Regions from separate parts of the Homo sapiens genome. Here region 2 is linked to region 1. The links are chromatin contacts, found by Hi-C or POLR2A ChIA-PET in ENCODE. All regions are on one chromosome and are shown on one strand. The core of a region is the stretch at or near the end of the contact, and the rest is flanking DNA. Distances in the headings are between cores, read along the strand shown.

Region 1 (6,387 bases), core at 2,455-4,954:
GGTTTCGTTCAGTTCAGGTGGCCGCGTGCCAGCCCTGAGAGGTGGCGGGGGAGAGATGGGTGACTGCGCCCCCAGTGCTCACGGAGGGCCCCTCTGTCCAGAGCCGCTCTGAGGATGCGACAGGCAGGTCCTTGCCCTCGTGGGCTGCCAGGCCAGCGGGGGAGATGGGCGGTCAGCGGCAGCCACAGACGACGTAGGGCTCAGGAAGGGCATGGAGGGAAACGCTGGGCAGTGACCACAGGGAGGGACAGAGGTGTCAGGAGCCCTGACAGAAGACAAGCATGTGGTTCTGCTGCACTGTCCCGGGGCCTCCCTGGGCCTCCCTCTGGCTGGTAGCACGGGCAGGTGTGTGGGGCACGGCCATCGCCAGGCATTCGACCCCTGCTGGCTCATTCTTGGCTCCCTGTGGCTGCCGTGGGACATGGTTTCTAAAGAACAAATGCCAGCTGTGGCGCTGAAAGGGCCTCCTCATGTCAGGGTGCCCCTGGCTGCAGGACACAGGCCACTTCTGGTCCCAGATTGACGGGCCTCCAGCCCAAGTGGCACCTGGGTCCCTCTGACCTGGGCTGGCATCCCCCAGGCCATGGGGTCACAGGGGAGGTCACTGCCACTCTTGCTGGCTGGGAGAGGCGTGTCCCCACGTGCGTCTGGCCGCAGTCAGTGGCCAGGACCTGCCTGCGTGTGGACAGTTAGGCCTCCTGCCTAGGAAGCAGTGATGCTTGCCGGCTGCTGGTGGGGGCAGGGGAGGGGCTGGCTGCCGGATCCCACGCAGCCTGGACGTGGCTGATAAGCTGTGAACTCATTATCGGAGGGGGCAGCTGGTGCCCCTCTCCCTGCAGCCGGCACCCCAGCCTTGCCCTGGGGCCAGACCCCTGCACTGTGCCCAGCCTTGCGGGTGAGACTGGGGGAGCGAGCAGGCCTCTGTTGGGACTTGGGAGTCTCCAGGGTCCCCCAGAGCCCAGAGATCCTCCCTCCAGGACTCTGGAGACAGCCGCCGTTCTGCCCTCCCTGCTGACCCCTCTGCCCTCCCTCAGGTCTGCCTGGCCGCCTTTCTGAGAACAAGGAGCCGATTGTTGTCACCACTGCTGTCTGCCTCCTGCTGTGGATGCCTTGCTTGGCGCTGGCAGTGCCCACACCGGCAGGGACCTGGGGACTTGGAGCCGGACCTAGGTCGCCGGCCGTGTGCCTGGTGTCGGGGCAGGGCTGGTGGTCACCCCCCCTGGGGTTGGCCCCGTGGGCTCAGGGCCCTGCCTCCCTGTGCCCTGTCCGTAGGGACCCTCTCATGCCCTCTGGCCAGCCTGGAGAGCTCTTGGCAGAAAGGCCAGGACTGAGGTGGCTGGCATGGCGCCTCCCGCGCTGTTCCTCCCTCCCTGCCTGGCCTTCAGGGGCGCGTCGTCCTCCCCAGACCCTCCTCTGTCTGCGTGTGAGCCCGTGAGCCTGTGTGGGCTTATGTGTGTGGCTGGGATTCCAGCCAGGGTTTGTGCGCGTGAGCCTCTGTCTGCGTGTGAGCCCGTGAGCCTGTGTGTGAGAGTGTGTGGGTGCCATGCCTGTGTGAGTGTGTGCCTGTGTGTGAGCCTGTGTGTGGGTGTGCATGCCCACGCCCTTGTGTGAGTGTGTGTGAGTCTGTGTGTGTGTGTGTGTGAGCCCGTGTGTGTGTGAGTCTCTGCATACCCATGGCCTTTTGTGAGCCTGTGTGTGTGAGCCTGTGCGTGTGTTTCTGTGTGAGTCTCTGTGTGTGTGAGCCTGTGCGTGTGTCTGTGTGTGTGCCTGTGTGTGTGTGAGCCTGTGTGTGTGTGTGTCTCTGTGTGTGTGCCTGTGTGTGTTTGAGCCTGTGTGTGTGTGTCTATGTGTGAGATCCCGTGTGTGTCTGTGCACACCCATGCCCTTGTGTGAGCCTGTGTGTATGAGTCTGTGTGTAAGCCTCTGTGTGTGTGTGTGTGTGAGTCTGTGTGTGTGTGAGCCCATGTGTGTGTGTCTGTGAACATCCATGCCCTTGTGTGAGCCTGTGTGTGTCTGTGTGTGAACCTGTGTGTATGTGAGTGTGCACGCCTGTGCTCTTGTGTGAGCCTGTCTGTGTGCACCCGTGCATGTGTGTTCCTCTGTGCACATCTGTGTCCATGTCTGAGCCTGTATCTGTGTGCACCCATGTCTGTGTCCCTCTGTCCCTGTCCCTGTGTGAGTGTGTATCCGTGTGCACTTGTGTCCTCGTGTCTCCCTGTGCCCGTGCTGTGTCGGCATGTGTGCCTGTGTGTGCTTCTGTGTGTCTTGTGCCCCACACCTTCTGATGGCTTGTGCCTGCGGGTCCAGGTTTGAGACTGGCCACTGCCCGTGCTGTCCGGCTCCCTCCTTAGCTAAGGGTCCTGAGGGCTCGGGGTCCAGGACAGGAGAATGAGAAGCTGTAGGGGGCTGTGGAGGGCTGCAGGCAGATATATGTTCTAGAAAGACTTTGGCCATCGTGGGGATGGTGGTTTGGGGCAGACCAGTGATGCCACCCACTGACCTTTCAGCCAGTTCCCAGGAAGTGTCACAGGGGTGATAATTGTCCAGCCAGGAGTGAGGGCCGAGGGGCTTTAGGAAGTGCCAGGGAGCACTCTGAAGCAGTATGTTTTGGTCTAAGTGGGGCTCACGTGGCACCGGCTCACTGCCTGCCCTCTGGCCTACAGCGTGGCAGGTATCACCGACCACCCGAAGCACTCAGATCCCTTTCTGCAGGCACCCAGGCAGACGGTCTCGGTGCATGAGCCTCGATGCACGCCTCGGCCCGCAGCTGCCTTCTTGAGCAATGCCAGCAGTGCCTAAGCCACATGCCGTCCAGGCTGAGCAGGTAGATTGGATGTGTGAGCTGTGGCCCAAGCGGTCCTCCCTGGCCCTCTAGCTGGGGTGTCTCAGCTCCGGGAGCAAGGAGCCTGTCTTCTGCGGAATTCTGCGCCCTGGGAGAATGAGCTGAGCCAATCCTGAAGCCAGGGTCAGTCACACACGCTTTGGTGCGAATGAGCCTCATGTGAACCCTGGAAAGGCCTCGCAGGAAAGGAGAGGAAGGAAGGCTTCCTCTAATTGTGTGGATGAGGAAATTGAGGTCTGAGAGCGGCATGGCTGGCAAGCGGGGCGAGCTGACAGCCAGGCTGTCTCCTGACCCTGGCCTCGTGCCCTCACCTCTTGACGGCCCACCTTGGGGCGGAGTGAGAGCACAGATGGGAGGGTCCTGGTGGGGACAGGGAGAGGTGGGTGGCTGGAGCTGTGACCGCAGGCCCCGCCGTGGGTGGTGGTACCTGGAGTGTGTGCCCAGCACAGCATGGCACGCTCCCTCGTTCCCTGCACCCCAGTGCTGATGAGGAGGCCGAGCTACAGATAGGGGCTCAGCTGCTTGCCCAATATCATGTGGCCAGTTAACAGCAGAGTCGGGATTTGAACCCAGATTCTTGGGACTCTTCTTTGAGCCACTTCCAGCCTGGGGTTCTGGCGTGTGGTTGGAGTCCTGGGGGCTGCTAGGGTGGGGGGACATTCCTCCTCTGGGAGGAACCTGGAGCCGAGCCCTCCCTGCTGGCTGGGGAGGGGCCTTGCTTCCTACACAAACAACCAGGCCTGGCTGGAGCCATTTTATTTTTATTTCCTATTTTTACTTCCCCGTTGGCTCTTTTTAGCAACTCTGGGTGAGATAGGCCCCCGCCCTCCAGTCTCCACCCGGCTTCCTGGCCCAGGCCAGGACCTTGGAGGAGGCGTGGGCATGGGTGGCCCAGGGTTGGGCTGGCTCGCAGCTTGGCCGGCACACACCTGGTGGCAGAGCTCCTCTCTTTCTGGGAGCTCCAGGGCGGCTGGCCTCTTCCCGCCCTCCATGGGGAGCACCATGGGGCATGCATGGTGGCAGGGGAATGTCTTGGTGTGTGACTGTTTGTTGCCACCCCTCCTCTGGGTCTTGGCCTGAGGTTGGAGTTTGGGAGGTAGAGGCACTGGGCGGTGTGGTCTTGGAGCTGGGTGCGTGACTGGCAGCGTCACTGCCTGGGGCCTGGCTGGGCAGGGCTGGGCTTGGGTTTGTTGAGGCTCTGCCCACTACTGGCCTGGCCCCACTTGCTGAGGGTCCGCTGTGCTCCAGGGTCTGTGAAGCCCAACCCTGGGGGTAGGGGCTGTCAGAGCATCCGGCTAGCTGGAGCCTGCCTGTGGTGGGTGTTGCTGGCTGGGGGACATGAAGACCCCGAATGAGGAGGCGTCTCCCTGAAGGCGCTCTGCTGGGCCCGGGGTGGGGGCTCTCGTGCTGGCATTTGGTGGGTAGTGAGTTCTGAACTGTGAGATCAGGCTGGAGAAAGCCCTGGACCCACTGTGGATCCCAGGCCAGAGTGAGGGCAGGGGCGGGGGTCCGGGTCGAGGACTAGCAAGCCACAGTGCACCAGGTGCCCCGGTACCAGCTTGTGCCAAGCCCATTGCCCTCCCAGAACCCTGGGGGAGGGAGTTGCCCTCATTTACAGAGGGGGCCTGGGCTCAGAGAGGCTGAGCCGATCTTCAAGGCCACACAGCTTGTGGGCATGGAGGGGCCGATCCTTGCCCTTTCCCTGCCAGGAAACTGAGGCACAGAGAGCAGGGGTCCCCCAGGTGGTCAGGCCCCAGAGGCTTGCACTTGGGATGGCGTGCTGTGCGCCCTCTTCCTGCCATCAGCGGGGGGCAGTGGGTTGGTGCAGGCAGAGTGGTAACAGCAAGCTGTGGGCAAGGGACTGCTTGGGAGCTGCTGTGAGCCCAGGCAGGTGGTGGGGCTGCGGGGCTGCGGGAGGAGGCCCCTGTGGTTCCCACAGGGCCATGTGTGGTCTCCAGGGCTGAGATGGCTGGTGTGGGCCGCCCTGACCTGGTGGGTTTGGGGGAACCTGGCCCCATAGGAGAGTGGACAGCGCCGCGGAGGAGGCTGCCTACCTGCCTTCCTGGCCCTTCCTGCTCTGGCTGGCTCAGCAGGTTGAGCGCAGGTGGTGGCTGTGGCCCTGCCACCACCACAGTGACCTTCCCTTTGTATGTGAGTGATGTGGGTGGCATGACTGCGGATGCAGGCACGTGTGGGTGCTGGGGATTGTCTGGTAATCCTTTGATTAGAGGCCAGGAAACCCAATCCCGCAGCCTAGGCAGTGGGGGGACCTCCTTCTAGAGAGGCCCCAGCAGATTATGGGATTTTCACCTGCCCAGCCCTGGGAGGTGTCTTGGACCCAGAGCATTTGGCCTTGGGAGGTGGGGAGGGGGTTCCTGCCCTGGAGCCAGGGAAGCTGTCTGCGGCCCACAGTTCAGGGCCCCACACAGACCTTTTACATGCTGTGTGACCTGGGGCAGCGTGTCTCTCTCTCTGAGTGTCGACTTTCTCATCTGTGACGTGGGGTGAGGGCACTTGCTGCCCAGGTGGTTGTGAGGGTTGACTGAAGTAAGGCCTGTCCTTCAGTTCTTGCCTGGGAGCAGGGAAGGCCCTGGCTGGGGTTGCCTCTGAACCTCAGTGTCTTTGAGGGCTGGGAGGAGGAGTTTCTTCTTCTGGGTTCTGGGGGTTCATGCAGGATTGCCCGTCAGCATCCTGCAGCCCCTGGAATAGGGGGCGCTCAGTGTAGGGCAAAGGAACGTGAGGAGGGCATGAGTGTTGTATCTCATGGGAAGAAGCATTTTTTTGGGAGGAGTGGTTGCAGGGGCAGCTAGTTCTGGAACCATCCTAGGACCTAGAAATTGCTCGGGGCCAGGAAGCGAGACCAGTCACTGGGTGCAACCTTGACATAGGCTTGAGGGGTCACGTCCCCTGCCCTGTCCCCATCTTGCTCAGTGGCCAGAGGAGAGACCGTGTGCACTTGGTGGACTGCCACGGGCCTGGGGGCCTCGGGACCAACCCTCCATCCGCCCGTCCCCAGCCGGGCGCGGCACTGAGCTGAGGGAGCCTGCGTTCTTCCTTCAAGCAGAGGATCTTCTGCAACTGTGGGGAAGAGTGTTTCTTCCCGGAAGGCGGGGCCAGCTGGCTGGGTCAGCAGATGGGCTCCTCTGGCGTCTTCTCACCTTCTGGCCGGTCATTGGCCCTCGTGGCCCTACCACAGTGGGGTGGGCATCTCCCCATAGGCCCTCCCCACAGGATGCAGCCCTTCCTCATGGGGCCTGGTCCTGCTGAGGTTCCCGGGGGCCGTGCCCTATGTGGCCCTACCTCTGTGCCACCTCTCAAACCGTTGCCTCTGCCTGGCGTGTGTGCCTGCTCTGCCCTTCTTTTTCCATCCTTGTAGGCCTGAGTCCAGCGTTCCCTGCGCTTGAAGCTGGCCCCAGGAACCTGGCAGGCCAGGGCCCATGCAGTACAAATGTGGACAGGTCTGCCCCCACCCTGCCCTGGGCCTCCCTTTTTCCCAGCCTCCTCTGGCACCGGCATGTGCGGAGGCTGTGGTGTGTCTCCTCCCT
Region 2 (6,804 bases), core at 3,926-6,425, 34 kb after region 1:
TGCCTGACTCCCTGGGACCCAGCTGGGATCTGGTCCTTGGTCTTCTGATGTCCCGGGTCGGAAGGATGACTGTCTGTCCCATGGCTATGGCTTTGAGGAGCCCCGGAGGCCCTGTGGGGTGGTGTCCATCTGCATGGGACGTGGGGGAGCACACGCTCTGAGCTTGAGCACTGGCTCCGCCGCTGCTGGGCAGTGTGACCTCGGGCAGGGCTGCGCTGAGCTTGGCAGGGCTCTCTGCCCTCGCCGTGTCCACTGCTGGGAGCACGTCAGGCCTCCCTGCCCGGCTGGTTCCAAGGCCTTTCTGGTCCCTGTGTGCAGACGAGGCTCCTCACCTCGGGACCCCACATTACTTTCTTATTTGTGCGCTGGTTTACTTTGTCTCTCGCCGTGGGGCATCACCTCTACAGGACAAGGCCAAGCCTTTGCCCCGTAGACGAAGGGCTCATGGTGAGCCCCTCATTTGGGATTCTGTAGCTCTGTTGGGGCAGCCTGGTCATGCCAGGGCCTTTCAGGGTTTCAGAGTGCTGCCTGCTATGTGACCTCCCTGGTCGTCCTTCCTCGCCACCTGCAAGCCATCCCCGTGTGCTGGCTGGGCCCTGGGCTGCAGACTGGGGCCAGGGAGATCTGGACAGCAGCGTCCACCCCATGCAGTTCGCTGTGTGGCGGCGCCGGGTGGGCCTTGTGCACAGCCCAGCTCAGACCACGGAGGGTCTGGGGTTGGAGGTGGTGTGGACATGATGAGTGCTCTCACTCCAGGAGAGAACGCTGCCAAGAGAAGGGTGGCTGGCCCGGCGGGTGGCTGCTGAGGGGCCATCGCGGAAGGTGGGTGGTCAGCAGAGAGTACAGTGTCCCTTCTTCCACTGGGTTCCACCTGAGGGAGTGGCAGGAGCCGGAGGGCTTGGGGAAGAGGCCGCATCAGCCTCACTTGAGGGCTGAGTGCTGAAGACAGTGTGGGGGGCCCTGGGCTGGCAGGTGGGTCACCCTCGCTCTGGGACACGCTCAAGAGAGTGCCCTGGAGAGGGGTTTGCATCCGAAGCTGATCCTGCTTCCCCATCACATTCCCACCCAGTTACAAAAGTCATCCCTCCCACCGGCCCAGTGGGGGCTGCTGGGGCTTGGGGCTGAGTGGGGTCCTTGCTGCCTGCCTTGTCTGATGTGTGGCTTTGGAAAAGTCCCTTGACCCCCCCAGGCCTCTGTGTCCTTTGCCGTGAGGTCTCAGGGGACCAGTCGTCTAGAGCCAGGGTGCTCTTGGGCAGCCGCCACTGTCTCTGGCCCCCCTGGTGTTCATTCAGGCAGGGCCAGGGTAGCCGTGGCTATGAGCCCAGGTGGGTATGGGGCTTGGCGGGGCTGCCGTGTGTCCAGCGAGAGCCAGCTGGGCTGAGCTTCTCCTCAAATGCTGATGGGGGCCAGACTTCTGGGGGCACCGTCTCTTTCCATAACATGATCTCCCCTAGGCCTCGCCCCTAACAAGCTGGCAGAGAACTCTCGCCCCATTTCATGGCCATGGCACTGGTGGCTTGGGGCAGGGCCTGGCGGCCAGCTCTTGGGCCGGTGCCTCTGGTTCACTGGGCCTGTGGCCTGGCCCTTGGGGTATGGAGGACGGGCCTGGGGGTGGCGTGCGCCCCCTTGAAGTGGTCCGCCCTTGTCTCTGCCTGTCCTGAGGATGAGGGTCATCAACTGAGTCGGGGCCACAGGGCAGCCATGGGTGCGCGAGTGCAGGGCCGGGCCTGTCTCCTCCGGGCGGCGTGGCAGGTGGCTGGGCCAAGATGGCTGCAGCGCTTCCTGGGCGCTGCTGCGTGTTGAAACCCGTCTGTGACGTGGCCAGCGGTGTTGAAATAAGTGCCTGTGCATTTCCCAACATCCTGCCAGCCTGGTGCAGGACTGGGTGCCAGGCCCAGCCTGGGCCTCCCTTGTGGGGTGCTCAGGCCCCACTTCCCTCCCTGGGGAGGGGAGGAGAGGCCACCTCGAGGGAGTGACGTCAAGGCAGGGTGACATTAGTCTGGGCCCACGGGATCCTTGCTACTTCCCCATTTATGGAGGGGAAACTGAGGTGTGGAGAGGGGTGAGGATGGGTTTGAAGCCCGGCCATCCAGTCTCAGTGCCGCTTGTAGAGGCAGAAGGGCGTAGGGAGGGAGAGGGAGAGCCAGGTAGGCCGAAGGCGCCTGGCAGTGTGGCAGGACACGCGCCCACTGGGGAGGTGGAGGGCCGCAGCCAGGGCCTCAGCTGAGGGCCTCCTGGATGCTGGCTTTGCTGTTGGGGCTGGAGCATGGACCCGTCCTGGGCCGATTATGGGAGATGGTGTGGAGTGGGGGCCGCAGGCGAGGGTCCCTCTTCCTTTGGCTGGAGGAGGCCTGGCCCTGGGACTGTCCCGTGAGGGGAGACAGTGGTTGGACCCATTGCAGAATTGATTTGTTATCACTGGGTTCCAGGCACACGGCTTAGAGGGCATCACGGAGGCCTCCCCGTCACCTCAGAGGGCATCACGGAGGCCTCCCCATCATCTTATGGGGTGGGTGTTATTAGGCTTAGTTTAGAGGAGACAGAGGATCAGAGAGGCCCACTGACCCGCCTTGGGGCCCCCAGCAGGCAGAGGAACTGTGTCCAGGTGCTGGACTGTGAGACCCTGCTCTTCCCGGGACTCTACCACCTCAGAGGGTGGCAGCACAGGGCCCAGCAGGGCGTGTGCTCCTGTGGGGCAGGCGAGTCCTGGCTCTGCCCTTGTAGGCTGTGTGACCCCAGGCGGTAGCTCAGGCTCTCTGGTCTGGACTGGGCGCGGAGCTGCTTGAGATCTGGAATCTGGCTTTCTGGTGAAGGGGCAGCAGGAGAGGGGCTGAGACCCAGCCTTCCTGGTTGCAGAGCTGCGGTAGGCCAGACCCTCCTGCCTGCTGGGTGGGGCCTGGCATTCCAGGAACCTGTGGTCAAGCCTGGCCTGGGCTGTGGCGTCTGCCCCGGGTTCGTCAGCAGGGGAGGGGCCCTGGAGACCAGTCCGTTATGGATGAGGAAGCGGGTGCCCAGAGAGGGTGAGGAGCTGGGCTGGGCCACACAGCCAAGTGGCCACAGAGCTGGGGGTGGTCAGGAGCCATGCTTTCTGGTAAGGCGGAAGTGTCTGGGGCCCGGGTGGGATGAAGGACTCGGGTCCCAGAGACCAGCCTTTGGTGCTGTTCTTGGGCTAGGAATGGCAGTAACAGGAAGGGCATGGCCACCGAGACGCACTGAGTTATGGGCACCTGCCGTCTGCCAGGAACTGTGGTCCACGCCCGACTGTCTTTAACAGCTCTGTGCCTGCTGCTGTGTGCCGGGCCCTGCGCTCAGCCCTTCTCGTGTGTGGTCTCCAACCCTGTGTTTTCCCAGGCCGTTGGCCCATTTTCCAGATGAGAATACTGCGGCCCAGAGAAGCAGCATTGTGTGCTGCGGTCCTTGGCCACGAGGTGGTGTGGGTTTTTTTGACCCAGATCTTCCTGTCTATCACCCTCCCTGGGCCTACCTTCCTTATGGTAGACACATGTGCAGGTCTGTCCCATCCCCCAGCTATCCACAGAGAGGCCAGGGTTTGGCATGGGGAGGTGTCGGAGCCTACTGGGTTGTAGCTGGAGGGAGGTGAGTGGCACCTCCCACAGGAAGCCCCCCTTGATGTCTCCTCCACCTTGCCACATTACCAGCCGATAGCCAGGTTCCTGGAAAAGGCTGTCTTTCTGACTCTGGACTGGGTGCCCCTGGGCAGGGCCCACCTTTGTTTTCTAATTTATTTTAATTAAAAATTTAAAAATTAGAGACAGAGTCTTGCTTTGTTGCCCAGGCTAGACGTGAACTCCTGGGCTCAAGTGATCCTCCCGCCCCGGCCTCTCGGGTAGTGGGGACTTCAGGAGTGCGCCACCTCACCTGGCCTCCCAGCCTGGTTTTTCTCTGCCTGTTTGTAGCCCTGGGTTCGACGGGGGAAGCAGTCGCCTGATGGGCAAGTGCTCTCTGAGTGGTGCATGAAGGTGGCTGTCCACGTGGCTGTCTGTGGTGTCGGTTAATCGTCACGGCTTCCGGGAGTTAAAGGTGAGGGTGCCATCCCCTTTCTGGGGACAAGGACGTTTAGAACCAGCGAGGTTGAGTCAGATGCCCAAGGCCCTACCCAGCCGAGAGCGATGCAGCCAGGACTCAAACCCAGATCCGCAGGCGGCGGCCGCTGTGCCCCAGTGGAGCTTGAGCCTGGGTGGTGGTTGGCACTCACCACCTGTGGGATGGATGAGGAAAGGCCAACCTGGTGGTCACTGCCACTTCCGCAGTGTGGGCTGCTCCCGGCCTGAGGGTGGCTCTGGTCCCCAGCTGTCCTGAGGGGTGAGGGGGTGAATCGCAGGCCACCCTCCTGGTGTGGGCTGCGCTGGTCACTGGTCGCTGGTCACAGGGATCCTGGCTCTCGGCCCAGGGCCACTGTTTCAATGGGTTCTGGCTTGAGGGAGGCCCCCGGGGCACCCCCCGCCTCCGGTCTTCCTCCCAGACCAAACCCCCACAACCTCCACATGTTGAGCCCCGAGCAAATGCCGTTCCCTCTGTCTACCCAGAGAATGGCCAGGCCAGCGGCTGCCTGGGGAGGCACAGCAAGTGGGTGGTAAAATTTAGACCTTTTGCCTCCTGGCGACTTCCTTCTTCAGTTTCATTCCTACAGAAGAGGAGATAGAGGCTCAGCGAGATTGTCTAACCTATTTGGGGAAGCACAGCTTGGCAGTGCCTCGTGTTACTGCTTGGGTCTCCTTGGAACTCGGCGCCTGCCTGGCTAGTTCTTAAGGACTCCTGCAGCTGGCGCCGACCTGGTCCCGCTATCCTGTAGGTCTGTACTTGGCACCTGCTATGTGCCAGGCACTGGCCAGGGCCCAGGGTGTCACAATGGAGTGGCCATGGCTCTATCCTCGGTAGCCCTCAGCCTTGGCACCCAGGGTGAGGGGCTGACTGTGCCCTGCACTGCAGGGAGTGCTCTTGAGGGGGTGTGTAGGAGATGAGACCCCTACCCCAACTGAGAGACTCTGGGAAGGCTTCCTGGAGGAGGTGTTATATAAAACGGAGCCAGGCTGGAGTGAGCCAGGAAACAGGTGGAGGAGTTTCAGGCCCAGGGAACAGCATGTTCAAGGCTAGAGGCGAGAGAGCCTGACATGTTCCTGGAATGACCCAAGGCTGGGGGTGGAGAGCAGGCCGGGCCAGAGCGCGTGTCACTGTGGGGAGGTGGGAGCTGCCTGCTGTCTTCCTGGCCTGGTTCCGATGGCTGTGGCTGGCTGGGCACCCAGGAAACCTTCCTGCCTCCAGAATTGCAGTGGCTTTTGGGGTCTGAGGGGGGATGCTCTTCATGGAGGGCAGCCGAGGGCTCCCGGGTGGGCTGTGGACACTGTGAACAGTTGCTCCAGGCAGTGGGCAGGGGATTCCAGGCAGGTCCTGGCCCGGAATAAACCCTGGTTCATCTGAGGGTCAGCCCGGAGACTGTGTGTGGATGATCGGCCTGGCGGGAGAGCTGGGAGTGACGCTGGGTTGGCCGTCTAGTTTTACAGCTGGGAACACGGGCCAGGGCCAGCGGGCAGCCTGGGGTGGCCAGCAGGTGGGCCCGGGGCCGGCAGCTCTGGGCCCTGTGTGGGTTGTCAGGGCTGGAGGAGAAGCCTGAGGGCTGGGGTGAGGGCGATTTGGAAGCAGCCACTCCCTGGTGCGGAGTAGGAGGGCTGGCTTCTGGCAGGAGAGCATTCTCGGTGTGAGAGTTTGTGTTAGTGGCTGGGGGATGCTGAGATTCTGTAAAACACTCCCCCAAACAAACAACAAACACCACGTGCCCTGCGACTCGATGGCAGAGGCCACGTAGAGAAAACAAGCTGCCGGCCGCCCTCCCTCCCTCCCTCCCTCTCTCTCTCTGCTTCCCCCCCACCCCACCCCGCCAGGCTCGCAGCCTGCTGGCCTCCCTTCTCCGCATGCGGGCAGATCATGACAAGCCTTGCTATTTATTAATTTTTTAAAACAAAAATGGAATTCAGATTTGTGTTTCCTATCAAAGTTGGGATCTTCCTTAGGAAGGAAGGCACCCTCCCACCGGCCCCGCTGGTTGGGGCGGAAGAAGGCGGCCCCTCTGCAGGCGCAGCCAGGCCTTCTTGTGGAGGCCCAGAGGGGCACCCTCAGCCGCGGGGCCTGCCCATGCCAGCTGTCGCACCTCGCAGTGCCCAGGGTTGTGGGGGTCTAGGAGCTTCGGTGCCTGGCAGGGTGCGTGTTTATGCATGTGTGTGTGCCTCGTGCTCTGATCTGTGCGTGTGCCTGTGTGCCCCATCCACACTGCTCCCGTCTATGCTGTCTCCATTCCTTCGCGGGGGCAGAGGTCCCTCCAGTGGCCCAACCACAGCCCCCACTGCTGCCCTGTCCTACCGTTTCTTCTCTCTCCTCCCCTGCCGCCCGCCACACTCTGCTCAGGCAGCCCTGGGCTCATGACTTGACAGCCTGGCCAGCTGCGTGGCCTCGGCCAGGGCGACCTTTGTGTGTTGGAGCCTTGCCGCGTTCTCTGTCTATAGAAGGTGATGCTTAGGGAGCTCTCAGAGAACCAGTGAGACCTGTGCTGGCTGGTGCATCTCGGGTGCTCAGCGCGTGGGCAGTACCCTCCCTGGCTGTGCTCCTGGGGGAAGCTGGGCACTGGGCATGGAAATGAAAGCGTGGTAGAGAGGGACCTCCTGGCTCCTTGCAGCTGAGACCAGCCAGGGGCGCAGCCCTAGGGATCTGGCTGGGCCTGCAGGCTGCAGGGTCTCAGGAGGGAGGGAAGGGGCATGGTGAGGGCACCTTGGGCGTCGAGTCTCTGAGGGG

Evidence for each region. A loop is a pair of places that touch in the nucleus more often than their neighbours do. ChIA-PET counts read pairs that join two places held with the same protein, here RNA polymerase II (POLR2A). Pooled maps may share reads with other maps.
Region 2: a loop to region 1 is called in a map of right lobe of liver, with 3 times the contacts of the local background. The contact joins two enhancer-like sites. A Hi-C loop is called at or near these places in 23 of 168 maps with a recorded cell type or tissue (CD14-positive monocyte, HepG2, PC-9 and 13 more) and 13 of 50 pooled maps. POLR2A ChIA-PET finds 5 or more read pairs at or near these places in 6 of 52 experiments (AG04450, HepG2, MCF 10A and 3 more).

What each region holds. Positions count from the first base shown.
Region 1 is chr9:134,337,892-134,344,278 of GRCh38, forward strand. The region is part of intron 1 of RXRA (retinoid X receptor alpha); the gene reads left to right. Among named protein-coding and RNA genes, the nearest start is that of RXRA, 15 kb to the left of the region's middle. Within about 2 kb of position 3,705, at least 20 of the 41 ENCODE cell types and tissues checked have a DNase peak (open chromatin) inside an H3K27ac peak, as active enhancers do; they include CD14-positive monocyte, endothelial cell of umbilical vein, gastrocnemius medialis and 4 more, where a contact is called at or near this core.
Region 2 is chr9:134,370,090-134,376,893 of GRCh38, forward strand. All of the region lies in intron 1 of RXRA (retinoid X receptor alpha), which reads left to right. Among named protein-coding and RNA genes, the nearest start is that of MIR4669, 5.9 kb to the right of the region's middle. RefSeq lists an enhancer at 2,612-3,137. Within about 2 kb of position 5,176, at least 23 of the 41 ENCODE cell types and tissues checked have a DNase peak (open chromatin) inside an H3K27ac peak, as active enhancers do; they include CD14-positive monocyte, endothelial cell of umbilical vein, gastrocnemius medialis and 4 more, where a contact is called at or near this core.